3 separate regions of the Homo sapiens genome follow, and all the other regions are linked to region 1. The links are chromatin contacts, found by Hi-C or POLR2A ChIA-PET in ENCODE. All regions are on one chromosome and are shown on one strand. Each heading gives the region's core, a stretch centred on a gene start or an enhancer-like site at or near the end of the contact. The rest is flanking DNA. Distances are from core to core; before and after follow the strand shown.

What was found. Hi-C counts contacts between places; a loop is a spot of excess contacts on that map. ChIA-PET counts read pairs that join two places held with the same protein, here RNA polymerase II (POLR2A). Pooled maps may share reads with other maps.
Region 2: a pooled map shows a loop between it and region 1 (3-fold over the local background). The contact joins two enhancer-like sites. A Hi-C loop is called at or near these places in 6 of 50 pooled maps. POLR2A ChIA-PET finds 5 or more read pairs at or near these places in 5 of 52 experiments (BJ, OCI-LY7, Panc1 and 2 more).
Region 3: a loop to region 1 is called in a map of CD14-positive monocyte, with 1.8 times the contacts of the local background. The contact joins two enhancer-like sites. A Hi-C loop is called at or near these places in 1 of 168 maps with a recorded cell type or tissue (CD14-positive monocyte). POLR2A ChIA-PET finds 5 or more read pairs at or near these places in 5 of 52 experiments (AG04449, AG04450, CD4-positive, alpha-beta memory T cell and 2 more).

What each region holds. Positions count from the first base shown.
Region 1 is chr3:187,933,376-187,937,937 of GRCh38, forward strand. No RefSeq gene overlaps it. Among named protein-coding and RNA genes, the nearest start is that of LINC01991, 41 kb to the right of the region's middle. Within about 2 kb of position 2,641, at least 2 of the 41 ENCODE cell types and tissues checked have a DNase peak (open chromatin) inside an H3K27ac peak, as active enhancers do; they include CD14-positive monocyte, where a contact is called at or near this core.
Region 2 is chr3:188,059,339-188,063,900 of GRCh38, forward strand. No RefSeq gene overlaps it. Among named protein-coding and RNA genes, the nearest start is that of LINC01991, 85 kb to the left of the region's middle. Within about 2 kb of position 1,986, at least 5 of the 41 ENCODE cell types and tissues checked have a DNase peak (open chromatin) inside an H3K27ac peak, as active enhancers do.
Region 3 is chr3:187,847,662-187,852,223 of GRCh38, forward strand. The region is part of intron 2 of LOC105374264 (a long non-coding RNA gene); the gene reads right to left. Among named protein-coding and RNA genes, the nearest start is that of BCL6, 100 kb to the left of the region's middle. Within about 2 kb of position 2,735, at least 4 of the 41 ENCODE cell types and tissues checked have a DNase peak (open chromatin) inside an H3K27ac peak, as active enhancers do; they include CD14-positive monocyte, where a contact is called at or near this core.

The sequences.
Region 1 (4,562 bases), core at 1,391-3,890:
GACAGAAGCTAAGCAGAGAAACAGAGCTTCCAGCTGAAGAACAGCACTGACAGAGCCAGGAACTGCCTCTTGGAATGCCAGTACTGCCTCAAGCCGAAAATGTTCCCATGTCCTTGCTCTTCAAATAGGAACCAGCATATGACACATATGGGCTCATGATGGATATTTTAACATGTTTCAAATTTTGCCTGATTTTCACTCATTCCATAGAATGTCTAAGCTAGAAAATGCCTTGGAGATCATCAGGCTTAATAATTCTTTCATGGGACAGATAGAAATCCGAGAGTCAGAGGGGGAACGTGAGTGGTTCATGGTCACACAACCTGTCAGTGGCTCAGATTGACCCCAAACCCAGGATTCCTAGATTCCACCTAAGAGATTCTTTGTGTGCCCCATACTGCTGGATTCAGCATTAAGCCAGCAGACCAGTCAAGTGTAAGCTTCTTGAGAGCACAGGCTGTATCAATGGCTTATCTTTCTATCTCAGATTTCTAGCTCAGTGGCTTGCATGTCACAGAAACTCCTTCTCTACCCAGCACTGTGGAGTTCTCAGAGCTTTCATGTTCACCATGAGCCCCACTTTACATATGAGTGAGCCTCATGTTGCTCAAATGGACAAAGGGCTCACGGCTTCAGAAAAATGGTAGCAGAACTTGAACCCTGATCATTGGACAGCTAATTCATGCCCTTTTTCTGTCCTACGTAACCACCCAATAACTTTGATTACCAAGTGAGTAAATGATTACAGGATGAATGGTTGAAAGACTGACAAACATAGAAATCAATCACTCTCTCTTGAAAAACAGATTTTAAAAAACAAATAACTCGGCCGGGCGCGGTGGCTCACACCTGTAATCCCAGCACTTTGGGATGCCGAGGTGGGCGAATCATGAGGTCAGGAGATCGAGACTATCCTGACTAACATGGTGAAACCCCATCTCTACTAAAAAATACAAAAAAGTTAGCTGGGCGTGGTGTTGGGCGCCTGTAGTCCCAGCTACTGGGGAGGCTGAGGCAGGAGAATGGCATGAACCCAGGAGGCGGAGCTTGCAGTGAGCTGAGATTGCGCCACTGCACTCCAGCCTGGGGGACAGAGCGAGACTCCATCTCAAAAAAAATGAATAAATAAAAATAAAATAAATAAATAATTCTAGACCCTCATTCAGTAAAAAGTCTTTACTTGGACCCCCCGGTGGCCTGCTTTGGCTCTCTCACCTTGAATTTCCCTTCATTTGACACCAACATGTGTGTTTAGGGAAAAGGAAAAGCTAACAGCACTTAACCTCTGTGTTCCTTGAGGGGTCAATTTTTCTGATGTTAATCCTGTCCAATTTGGGTGATTTTAAAAAGTACAAAGAAAGACATTTAAGCCATGCAAATTCCTCCTCCCAGAGATTGCCAGTAGTTAACATTTTGGTGAATATCCATCATCTTTTTAAAATCTTTTTTCTAAAGCTTATAAATAAATTTTTAATGGATTTGCACTGAAAAACTGCTTAGTAATTTGTTTTTGTTGCTTAATAATAAATCACAAATATCTAATTAGGTCGCAAGTTGATCAAGTGGGAGAATGAGCATATTTTAACAATGTTTGATCAGTTGAGTAACACACAGGTGATGAGATTCCCAAACATTGCTTTCCATTGACTGTTTTAAGGACCCAGAGAAGCCATATTACCAGTCCTTGCCCGGGCTCTTCCGCTTCTAACATGACCATGGCTGCAACATGGTTAAGGTATCAGTAATTATAATAGCTCGGAATAACAGCTTACATTTTGCTAACCTCTCTTATAACACACACACACACACACACACACACACACACAGAGTAACATGTCAACCATTGTGATCAATAGGCAGAGAAGGAAACCTCACATATCTCATGTTCCTTGCACAACCCTGGAAGAGAAGCAGGTTCATGTCATTATTTTAAAGATGAAAAACTTGAGGATCAGGGAGATCATGTGACAGGCCTGCCTTTTGGGTTTTTGTTTCTTTGTTTGTTTGTTCTTTTAGTAACATCTTTAGAAAGAAAATAAAGAAAAATGAACCAAAGTTCAAAGAGGAGTTCTTATGATTGGAGATTAGAAAAAGATTTTACTCATTCATACTAGAGAGACTAACACATTCTTGGTCTTTCATTCCAGACCACTCTTTATACCTACCACACTGCTTCCTGACTTAAAACACCTTTGAAAGTTTTGGTGATTTTAGCTAATTTAATAGAACATTTTATGATATATACATATAAACATGCTGCGTTCTTTCCTGCCCCACCTCTAGCAGCAATGAGTGCTGACGGTGCATTCTGCGGCCTCCACGGATGGGCTGACTGCCTGTCACGTCTGTGAACAAGGTTTAATTTGATTAACGTGGGCTACCAGTCAGGACGACCTCCCCTGCTCAGCGACGCAAGGGCTGCTGGGTATGGCTGGCTGGAGGGCCAGAGAGCAGTTGTGATTCATTTCTGCCCCAGGCACCCACCTGGCGGGCCTGGTGCAAGTGCCGTGGGATCAGGGGAAAGTGAGAGGCCTGGCAGGCGCCTTGGCTGTGAGCTGAGCTTCGGGAGTAATAGTGAGAAGAGGGATGAGGGCAGCAGCTGCTGAGGTTGATATTTATATAATGACTCTCTGTGTTTTGAGGCAGGAAGTGAAACTGAGGTTGTGCTGAGACACTTTCCTTCCCCCATACCACTGCCCACGGCGGCTCCGGTGGGTGACCCAGGGAGAGCCACAGCAGATGCAGAGCAGGCTCCAGCCCCTTACTGGGGTGTCGGAGCTAAGGCTCTGTAGGGTCCAAGAGGCTCCCCTCCCTCTCCGTATGATTGTCCCTCCTTTCTCTCCACTTAGTTCTGCCTTATGGTGGAGACAGCATTGCTGCACCCCTGCAGCTTTGTAGGATTGCCATAATGGACTGTGGGACAATATCTACAAAACACAAGGCCAATCACGCATCTCTGGAGAATTAGCATTAAAACTCTTTATTACTTTCCTATGACCACTTCCAACACCACCACCACTGGTTTTTGTGGATTGTTTTTCCCTGACTTCTATACCTGCCTCAAGCCAACTTTCTGCCTGGTTTTTCTTCCTTCCTTCCAAGCATTAATACCTTTTGGAACCACCTCAGACCTCACAGTAAATGTCCCCTTCAGTGCTTTCCTTTCCTCTTGCTTAAGCCCAAGTTTAGGAATTCCATTCTTTCCTGTCTAAAACAAAAAGGCATTTTAATATAGATGATGTTCCATCCAGAGAGGCCTTCCTATTCTGCTTCTCACTCTAGTGTTGGGAGATTATTTGAAACATGGAGTGTTCACAGCTGAAAAGGACTTAAAAACTGTCTAGCCTCTGCTTCTCAATGACTGAAGGAGAAGCAAAGACCGTGTTAGAACTGAGGATCCCAAGGCCCTACTTCAGACCTGCTGAATCAGAATCAGCATTTTAACAAGATCTCCAGATGATTCACATGGACATTACACTTTGAGAGGCACTGTCTTATCCCAAGATGCTTATTAACAGGTGGAAGAAATAAAGGCCCAAAGAGGAAAACAAACAAGCACAAGGTCATCAGCAAGAGAATGCCACTAAAATAGAAGTTAGAAGTCTGTTTAGTTCAAGTCCCTTCCCTCTGCATGAGGCCTTAATAAAGACATAGTTCCAATGCCAGCACTGTGAAACAAGCAAAGCAATCTCTCCTCCCTCTTTATTTTTACTCTAAACTTCATCTATGGGTATGTTTTCAATTTATTTTACAAATAGAAAGTCAATACTAATGATTTCACAGCACTGCTTTCGAGCTCTTGTCCGTCTAGGTTGCCATGCTAGTTGCTGAATTCCATAGTCCACTGTACTTGATCAAGTATACTTTCCCCACAGTTTATTTGAAGTGAAGCTTCTGAGTGCTGGCAAGAAAAGAAAGATGTGCTGGGTGTGGTGGCTCATGCCTGTAATCCCAGCACTTTGGGAGGCCGAGGCCGGCCAATCACCTGAGGTTGGAAGTTCGAGACCAGCCTGACCAACATGGAGAAACCTCGTCTCTACTAAATATACAAACTTGGCCGGGCGTGGTGGTACATTCCTGTAACCGCAGCTACTAGAAAGGCTGAAGCAGGAGAATCGCTTGAACCTGGGAGGCAGAGTTTGCAGTGAGCCGAGATCATGCTGTTGCACTCCAGCCTGGGCAACAAGCACAAAACTCCATCTCAAAAAAAAAAAAAAAAAAAAAAAAAAGAAAGAAAGAAAGAAAAAGAAAAGAAAGATATGTTGTCAGCTGTTACAGCTGGCCCTAGTTTTGCCCACCAGAGACCTTGCCAGGAAGAACTATGAATGACAGCACATTTTAGAATCACAAAATGACAAAACTGGAAGGAACCATAGAGATCATTTTATCCAACCCCTTCGAGTCTCAGATGGCAATGATGAGCTACAGAGGGAAATGACTTACTCAAGTTCATCCAAGTTAGATGCAGATTTGGGGCAAGGATTCAAATTGCTGGCCTATCGGGTCAGGGCTCCATGCTGCGTACTGCCACCCCCCTCCACACACACACTAAATGGAATGAA
Region 2 (4,562 bases), core at 736-3,235, 130 kb after region 1:
TGTGTGTGTGTACTTGATTGAGAAATTTAAGTTTCTGAACTTAATGCAATGTAGGTATTTAATTTAGCCTAGCTAGGGCCCAGTATGCTTTGGTATTTCAATGGGAGAAATGTCCTAGATGAATCACTAATAAATGTTATCTTCCTTTCTCCTAAGGGCATTTGAGTTGGTGGCTCTGTGCATTACTCTGATACGCTGGTAACCAGGCTCACTAAGAAAAAAAAAATCCCCAATTTATAGTTTGCCAAATTTTGTGTGTAAGTACTCCACCATGACCGAATTCAAGGATGCTTTTACAACTGGCTTGTAGCATTTCTGGAATCTTAGCAATTAGCTCTTGCAAGCCGATACAGCAGACTCAGCACACCAAGCCTATTTAATCCAGAATATGGGAGTATAAAAATTGTGTTACTTTCCTCTCACCCTGAAGTCAATGAAGAAGAAGACATATAAAACATAAGCTTTGCCTATCTTCAGGAGAATTTTGGTCTAGATCAGGAGACAAAGCTAAAACCTTTGCAATAATCAGAAGGCCTTTTGAGAAGAATCAGTGATCTATCCAACATCTCTACTCGAGGGCCCAATAAGAATATGAAACTTACTACATCCAAAACAGGTTTCTTGGATTTTCTCTCAAAGCTGTACTGTATTTCCCCAATCTTTTTATCTTAATAAACAACCCTTCCCCCAGTTCTCAAGCTTAAAGATAAAGAATTATCTTTCATTCCTTCCTATTTCTTAACCCCCTATCCAGTTACCCCCTATCACCAGAAACAAGTCTTGTGAGTCCACCCCCAAAATTAATTGTGCACATCTCTGCACCCCACTGCAACAACCCTAGTCTAAAATAGTCCCATTAAAGCTCCTCTAGAACATTTTTTCTGCTTTCTTTCTCATTTCCTTACAATCACTTTTCCAAAAAGCAGCCAAAAGGATCTTTCAAGAATATAAATCAGATTTTACTCCCCTGCTCTTTGCCATCCAATGGCTTCCCACTAAACTCAGCAGAAAATACCAATTCCACACCATGGCCTCAAAGCCCTCTCTGATATGATCCCTGCCCTCCTTTCTGCCTTTGTCTGCACCTGCACCTCGCTACCCCTTTTCTACCCCTCTCAAGTTCTCTAGGCTCTCCCAGTTCTTCCCCGTCACTCAGTCTCCACCAGTTACTCTTTCTCTCCACCCTAAGCAGTTGCCCTGGCTGGCTCCTTCTCATTCTTCAGATGCCAGCTTAAATGTCACCTCCTCACAGAAACCTCCTCTGCCCACCAATCTAAAGTAGCTCTCCATTCCCAACCAGTAATTCCCCATTCCATCAGCCAACCAACATATACACTGTTTACCTTTACACACAGAGAGAAAATGTAAATTCCATGAGGGTAGGAGATTTCTATGCCTTGATTTTGCTGTATGTGTTATGCCTAGCCCAATGTTTAACACACAGTAGGCATTAACTAAATATTTGTTAAATAAATAAATTAATGAATACACAAATGAGTGGGTGATAAAGGTAGGGTAAAGAGATTGATGTTTCAAAGTTCCCTTCTGGCCTTAACATTTTAGGACCCTGTGGTTTCAAGAGCATAATTTTGTACTTACTGATGTGGGCTCAGCTCTTAAAGTAGAGTGGAATTTAGAGGGGAAGGAGATGAATGAAGTTGCCAGGATCCAGCAGCAGGCTGGGGAGACTCCCTGGAAGAAGTGGTAGATACACTGGGCTTTTCAGCCTTCAATATTACTTAACAAAAGGCATTTGTCATCTTACAAAAAGGTTTACCCTAATCTCCATTTCAGTTGCCAACTACTCTTCTACATTTAAAATGTGATCATGTTTATAAAAACTTGATGGGCACACTTTTCAGGAACATCTAGTTTCTAAGCTGCACTGTCCTTACATGCCCTTGGGCATAGGTGTATGCTGATTAGCAGGTTTAATTTGACACAGATAAAGAACACGAAGAATTTGCCCAGAGGCCCATTGACCCCCCCTGCTGGCTCCATATCTGAAGGAAGGATCTGTTCCATACCTCAGAGAAGACCCACTTAGGACAGGAAGTGAGTCATCTATGTTCCACAGAGGACCTATCACAGGTTGGACTATACTAAATGTGAAACAGATTAAACTGGAACAAAATCATGACATATTTGTTCCCTCCCACAGTGTGAGACGTTTCATAACCTCTTGATACTTTACCCTGATAACTTTGAGAGCTGGAGAGGTCTTCAAAAATCACTTGTATGTCTCTCTCTTGTTCTGTAGATGGGGAAACTGAGGCCAGAAAGGCTGGTGCCTTATCCAAGTTCACACAGCAGGGGTAGCAGGAGATCCCTGTCCTGAAGCCCAGACAAATATTCCATAGAAGCATACATATACAAGCTGATTTTTAAGAGAAAACCTATTGTGTCCTTTTGTTTAATCGTCATAAATAACTTGATGATCTATTTGTTTAATTTTTTTTTTTTAAAAGACAGAGTTTTTCTCTTTTTACCCCAGGCTGGAGTGCAATGGCACAATCTCAGCTCACTGCAACCTCTGACTCTTGGGTTCAAGCAATTATCCTGCCACAGCCTCCTGTGTTGCCAGGATTACAGGCGCGTGCCACCACGCAGGGCTAATTTTTGTATTTTTAGTAGACACGGGGTTTCACCATCTTGGCCAGGCTGGTCTTGAACTCCTGACCTCGTGATCCACCCGCCTTGGCGTCCCAAAGTGCTAGGACTACAGGTGTGAGTCACTGCACCTGGTCTATTTGTTTACTTTTTAATCATTGAAAAATAAAGTTTTAGCAAGTAATCTCTAGTGATACTGAGGTTTTAGGACAACTTGAAGGAATCGGCTTAAAATGTTAGAAGCTGTCACATAATAAAATAGTAAGACAACCCAGACCAACTTATAAGAAGAGGTAAATGTTATTTTAACTATCAGGAAAGAGTTATATCATTTTCAAAACAACCAGAAGAACTATTTTTTCTCATTTTAATGTCTATAGTTAGGATTCAGAGACGATCACTTGTGATTTTCAGCAACTTAAAGTTTGTATGAGATGGGAAAGCCATAGAGGGAAGCATGCCAATCTTTTAAACTGTTACACATGAAGCGTTAGAGACTGGAGTGCAGCTATTAACTTAAAAAAGGAAAGAAAGTGGTTTATGCTAGCTTTTTCAACTGTCAAATGATCAGTTGGAATTTAGAGAGTAACAGTGTTTCAAGACAGAGATACATTTAAACATCATGGTGCTTGACAGGCAAACAGGAATCATTTGCCCAATTCCTTTAGAACTAGTCTTAAAAAAAAAATGCAACAAGGCCTCTCAAATTGCAGGAGAACTAAAAAACGAACCTCACTCCCTGATTTACCCTTCCGGATCTGTATTCTCCAGAGTCACCAGCTCCTGCAGGTCTCTGGGGCCAGAGAGAGCGAGCGCTGAGCCTGGAGTGAAAGCCCTTCTGCAGGGTCAACTATGAAGCACCTTTGGAAACTTAGGCCAGTTGTCCTCAAACTTGGGGTGTCTGGGAATCACCTCAGGGGGTACTTACTACAATATAGATTTCTGGGCCCATTTCCAGAGCATCTAATTTCATAGGTTTGGAATAGCTTCCAAGAATCAACACTTTAACAAGTACTCTCGGCTCATCCTGACACAACTAGATGGTGGAACAACCATACCAAAACCTTGGCCAGCCTACGTAAATCTTCCTCTTTTCTCTGGATCTCAATTTCTACACGTGTGAAATGAGGAATATGAACCAGGATCATCTCTAAGGTCTCTTCCTGATTCGGGCAATGGAGATGATATGACTTGGGAACTGGCAGGATTCCAATCTTGCCTCTGGGTTGCCTTGGTAGCCCAAACAAGTCACGTACTTACAGAAGCATGTAACTCATGTAAACCCCGAAAATTTGAGACAGGTCTCAGTTAATTTACTTTATTTTATTTATGTTTTAAGACGGAGTCTCACTCTGTTGCCCAGGCTGGAGTGCAGTGCCACGATCTTGGCTCACTGCAGGCTCTGCCTCCTCGGTTCAAATGATTATCCTGCCTTAGCCTCCTGAGTAGCTGGGATTACAGGCACCCACCACCATGCCTGGCTAATTTTGTGTTTTTAGTAGAGACGGGGTTTCACCATGTTGGCCAGGCTAGCCTGATCTCAAGTGATCCACCTGTCTCAGCCTCCCACATTGCTGGGATTACAGGTATGAGCCACCACAACCAGCGAGGTCTCAGTTAATTTAGAAAGTTTATTTTGCCAGCGTTGAGGATGAGCACTCATGACACAGCCTCAGAAGGTCCTGACCACATGTGCCTAAGGTGGTCGGAGCACAGTTTGGTTTTATACATTTTAGGGAGACATGAGATTTCAATCAACATATGTAATATGAACATTGGCTCGGTCAGATAGATGGGAAAACTCAGAAGCAAAAGCAGGACATTTTGAAGCAGGTAGGCGGCTTCCAGGTCACAAATAGGTGAGAGACAAAAGGTTGCATTCTTTTGAATTTCTGATTAGTCTTTCCAAAGAGGCAATCAGATATGCATTTATCACAGTGAACAGAGGAATG
Region 3 (4,562 bases), core at 1,485-3,984, 86 kb before region 1:
AAAAGTAAATAAAAGTTAAATGTCCTCAGTTGCACTAGCCACATTTCGCATAGTCAATAGCCACATATGTCTAGTGGTTACCATTTTGGCAGCACAGGTGAAGAACATTTCTGTGATAAGAAAGTTCTACTGGACAATGCTGATCTAAAAAACAGTATGACAAATTCTAACGGTATTCAAAGTGCCTACAATTTGACTATATTTGTATTAAAAATGCAAATGAAAGTAAATGTAAAAAAATTTAAAAAGTACTTTCTGTATACATTTTCAAAATTATTTCTTCTCTCACGCCTGTAATCCCAGCACTTTGGGAGGCTGAGGTGGGCAGATCACGATGTCAGGAGATCGAGACCATCCTGGCTAATATGGTGAAACCCCGTCTCTACTAAAAATACAAAAAAATTAGCCAGGCCTGGTGGGGGGTGCCTGTAGTCCCAGCTACTCGGGAGGCTGAGGCAGGAGAATGGCGTGAACCCAGGAGGCGGAGGTTGCAATGAGCTGAGATCGCAGAACTGCCCTTCAGCCTGGGCAACAGAGCGAGACTCTGTCTCAAAAAAAAAAAAAAAAAACTTTAAATATTAAAAATTATTAGTTAAAATTCAAAAGAAAACTATAATTAAATGATAATATATCTCAACATTTTAAATCAAAATTATTTAGGTAAAGCTAATTCTTTTAATTTTTTGGAATTTTAATTCTGTCTTATTTAATCATTTCTTTAAGAACATTAAACTACTAATAATGCCAGCCTTTAATAGCCAATTAGTTGAAAATATTATGAATCTGTATCATATTTGTCACACAGATTATGTCTCAACCTACAAATACACAAATTTAAGAATAATATGAATTATTTCACTTTGCAAACTATCCCTCAACTGCCATAAGTAACATGGCAAATTCATGCTAACTGGTGACTACCTTCAGAGTCATGGATTACAACATAAAGAGAAGCAAGCAAATGGACACTCAGCACTACTTTGTTATCAAGAATCTATTACATTTATGCTGAGAGGAAGGATTTAACAAGTGAATTAATTGTTTTATTTCTCTTACCTAAGTGCTTTAACCATTCAAATATTTTTTTGTACTTCAAAGCATTATCCATCTCCAAGTCCGTAATTGTACAACTCCCATCTCCAAAGTCCATAATAGCACAACTCTCAAACATTCACAGCGTCTAGACACATTCGCCTTTTGTTTCAACGACACAGGGCAAAATATCTGTAGATCTGGGGGCCTCAACGGTTTTTGTCACAAAAACGGATGTTTGAGATTATGGGTCCAGCTACGCCAGCTATGAGTACTGGATCCTGAACGATAGACATGCCCACACCCTCTTTTTCAGGTTTATTTGCTATTTTGTCTGTGGTACATGGTGGCATTTACCTTCAGAAACAAAGTATGTGGCCCAAGGTAAGGGAGCCTCTTGCCCACATCTTAGTGCCACATTATCAAAAGACACATGATGTGTTAAGCTGGTAACAGGGCTAAAAAACGCCAATTGGAAGGTCTATCACATACGCAATTTACAAAACACTTCCGTGTGCTATGAATCAGGTGTTGTGTAACACGGCAAATTTATGCTAACTGGTGACTTGCATGGTGTTGCCCTTGATTTACCTCCCCAAGAAAACCCAATAAGGAAGGCATGATTACCCTGCAATCTCATTTTACAAAGGCAAACTGAGGCTTTGGAGGAGTTCAGTCACTGGCTCAATATAACATTGCTGATAACAGGCAGAGGCAAGGTTCAAACCAGGGGTGTCTGAAGCCAGTCAAAACCGGGACTCTGAAGCCAAAGCCCTTTGTGTAACCACTCTACAGTTCCACTTCACTTGGATGGCTGAGCTGTGGGTGGGAGAGTCTCTGGGTCCCCGGAGTCAGTCATCTGAGTGTGTGCTCTTCCTGGGAAGAGGCTGATGCTGAAAGCTACCTTATTTAATGGCTGAGAAAAGTAGAACTGATGGTTGAGGAGAGGAGACCTGAGAGTGTGTCCCCAGCAGGAAGACAACTGGAGGAAGTGTTGCTGCCGCCACTGCCTTATAGATTTACTCTCATCTCCTGTGCCCCAGAATCTCCAGTGGTGCCCTGATGCCATCAGGGCAGGCCATATTCCAGGCATCTTGTTAAGGACACCCTTGATTTTGCCCCTATCAACATATTCAGCCATATCTCTTCATTCCCACCTACCCCAGCATAGCCCCAATTTTAGTATCAATGAACTCCACATTCTCAGAAAGCAATATGCTCTTTCATCCTTCCTGCCTTTGAATATGCTCTTCCTCTGCCTAGAATGACCTCTTTGCTCCTCTTGTCTGGAGAAACCTCACTCATCCTTAAAGTTATAATTCAAATGTCACCTCCTTTGTCACTTGTTCCTAGAGTCCTCCAGGGAGTTGGTCACTTCCTTCTCTGAGATCTCTAGAACTTTGTTCGGACCTCAGTTAGAGACTTGTCATCCCAGCAAAACTATGATATTTGCCCATATGGCCACTTTCTCACTAGACAGTAAGCTCCTCCCGGACAGACAGGGGCTATTTCATATTGCTCTCTGCTTCCTCTCAGCCCCATCCTATGTTCCAAGCACAATCCCTAAAACATAGCAGGCTCTTAATAACTGTGGAATGTTGAGCGAATAAACAAATAAAAGCCAAGAGAAGATGACCTTGAGGCTTGGTTTCCTGGGAGGAGACTCCGCCTTTCGTACCCACAGACTCCTTTGAGCAATATCCCATCCATGGCATTGAGCCACCATCTGGGGCCATTGCACCAGTAGAAGCTCAGGGTGGGGCTGGTGTGAAAACAAACAGGCAAGACAACAACAAGGGTGTGTTGAAACCTTTAAACGTTCTATTCCTTGGTGTTCAAACTTGCCAAGCATACTAGGTCAGGTGGGTTCTTATTCCAGTACTCTGAGAGAATTGATCATAGGCACTAAGCTTTCACATTGGGTCAAGGAGCAAGGGAGAAACAAAGGAGATGTGAAATTGGCTTCCTTGTTCTGCTTTTCTCTTTGTGTGTGTATTTGTCTTTCCAAACAGAAGAAACCCTGACCTTCCCCTGCTTTAATTACCTAATTATTTTGACACCTTGGGCTGTTGCATCACCCCCACACAGTGTTTTGTCAAGGACACCACATTGGGTGTATCTAGGCTTAGGGAGAAGCAATTGACAAGAAACAAGTTCTGACAGCCAGGGAAATGTTGGGCAGAGGAAGAGATCTAGGGGAAGGAGGAGAGGGGTGGGGGAAGGAAGAAAGAGGAAACGTTTGGTATGCTGGGAAATGAGTATCTTGGGGAAGGTGGCAGCAAGGTTGGCAAAATTGGGTGTCTCTGCTTGGAAGGTTTCCCAGATTGGGTTTCAGGGAAGATTGTGTCCAAGCCAGAAAACTAGTGTGCTATAGGTCCCTAAAAAGGATGAAATACAGGAACTCAGGCTGTCATTCCAGGGACTACATCTAACTGAGAAAATTTCTTCACCCTGGACCTCGGTTTCCTCTCCTTAGAAACAAGGCAAGGCTTAGTATTTTTCTCCCAAGCACAAAAATGTTTTTACTCAAATAGTTTGGAGATATACACGGAAGAAATAATCAAAACAGTCATAAAGTCCTTCACAAACCATATTCTTCAAACAGTTAACGCTGAGGATTCTGAAAACTAACATGGGCAAGCTGAATATTTGTCAAAATTGTGAAACACGGCCCCAGCAAAGCACAGAAAGCTCTTCAATTCTAACCTCCAAGTATTGTGTATGGAGGAACCAAAAAAGCAGATGATACAGAGAAGCTGAAAGCCCGAAGGTCTGGAAACCTAAGGACAAAGCAGTGTGGTTCAGTGGTATGGTCCTGGGCTGAGACTCAGGAGACCTGGGTTTTAGACCAACTCAGCATTTACAACTTTACATCTGCCAGTCTAGATCTGTCATCTGCACAATAAAAGAATGAATCTCTGTGGGGTTCACACTCTTCAGGGTAGGAGTGAGGGGTTGTGCAGCAAGGTACCGAAGGCCACAGTTAAGTATGATGAATCTTCCTAGAACATCAATTTTACCTGGTGGCAAACACTTTAAGGCATTATTTTTCATTCAAAAATGAATTCACTTCCTCAACCAATAAGTATTGAGCAATGCTCTATGCCAGATGCTCTTTTAATATGAAAGTAAACATGGATATTTTATTATGGTTAATATCAATAATTTATATGAACTAAGGCAGACAAGGGTCTCTCAAATTATTTTTCATATGCAGTGATACTTCTTGTTGTGCCCATTTACTCTCACTTCCAATCAAATCATACTTTGTCCTCTTTTGGCCCTGGATACACTCCAATGGATAGGAGTGCAAGTGGTCTCACTATCCCTTCCAGCAGACAGAGCTTATACTGTCAGGGCCACATGAAATTAAGCAAATCTTTGTTGTGACAACAGGCTGAATTTTTATATCTACCAGACAAAAGTAAGGAAAGGGACCTAACTTTTAATACACATCACAAACTGCATACAGGTAATAAATGTATCAGCCTTTTTAAAGCAATTTTATGTGATCTACACAATCATCAACC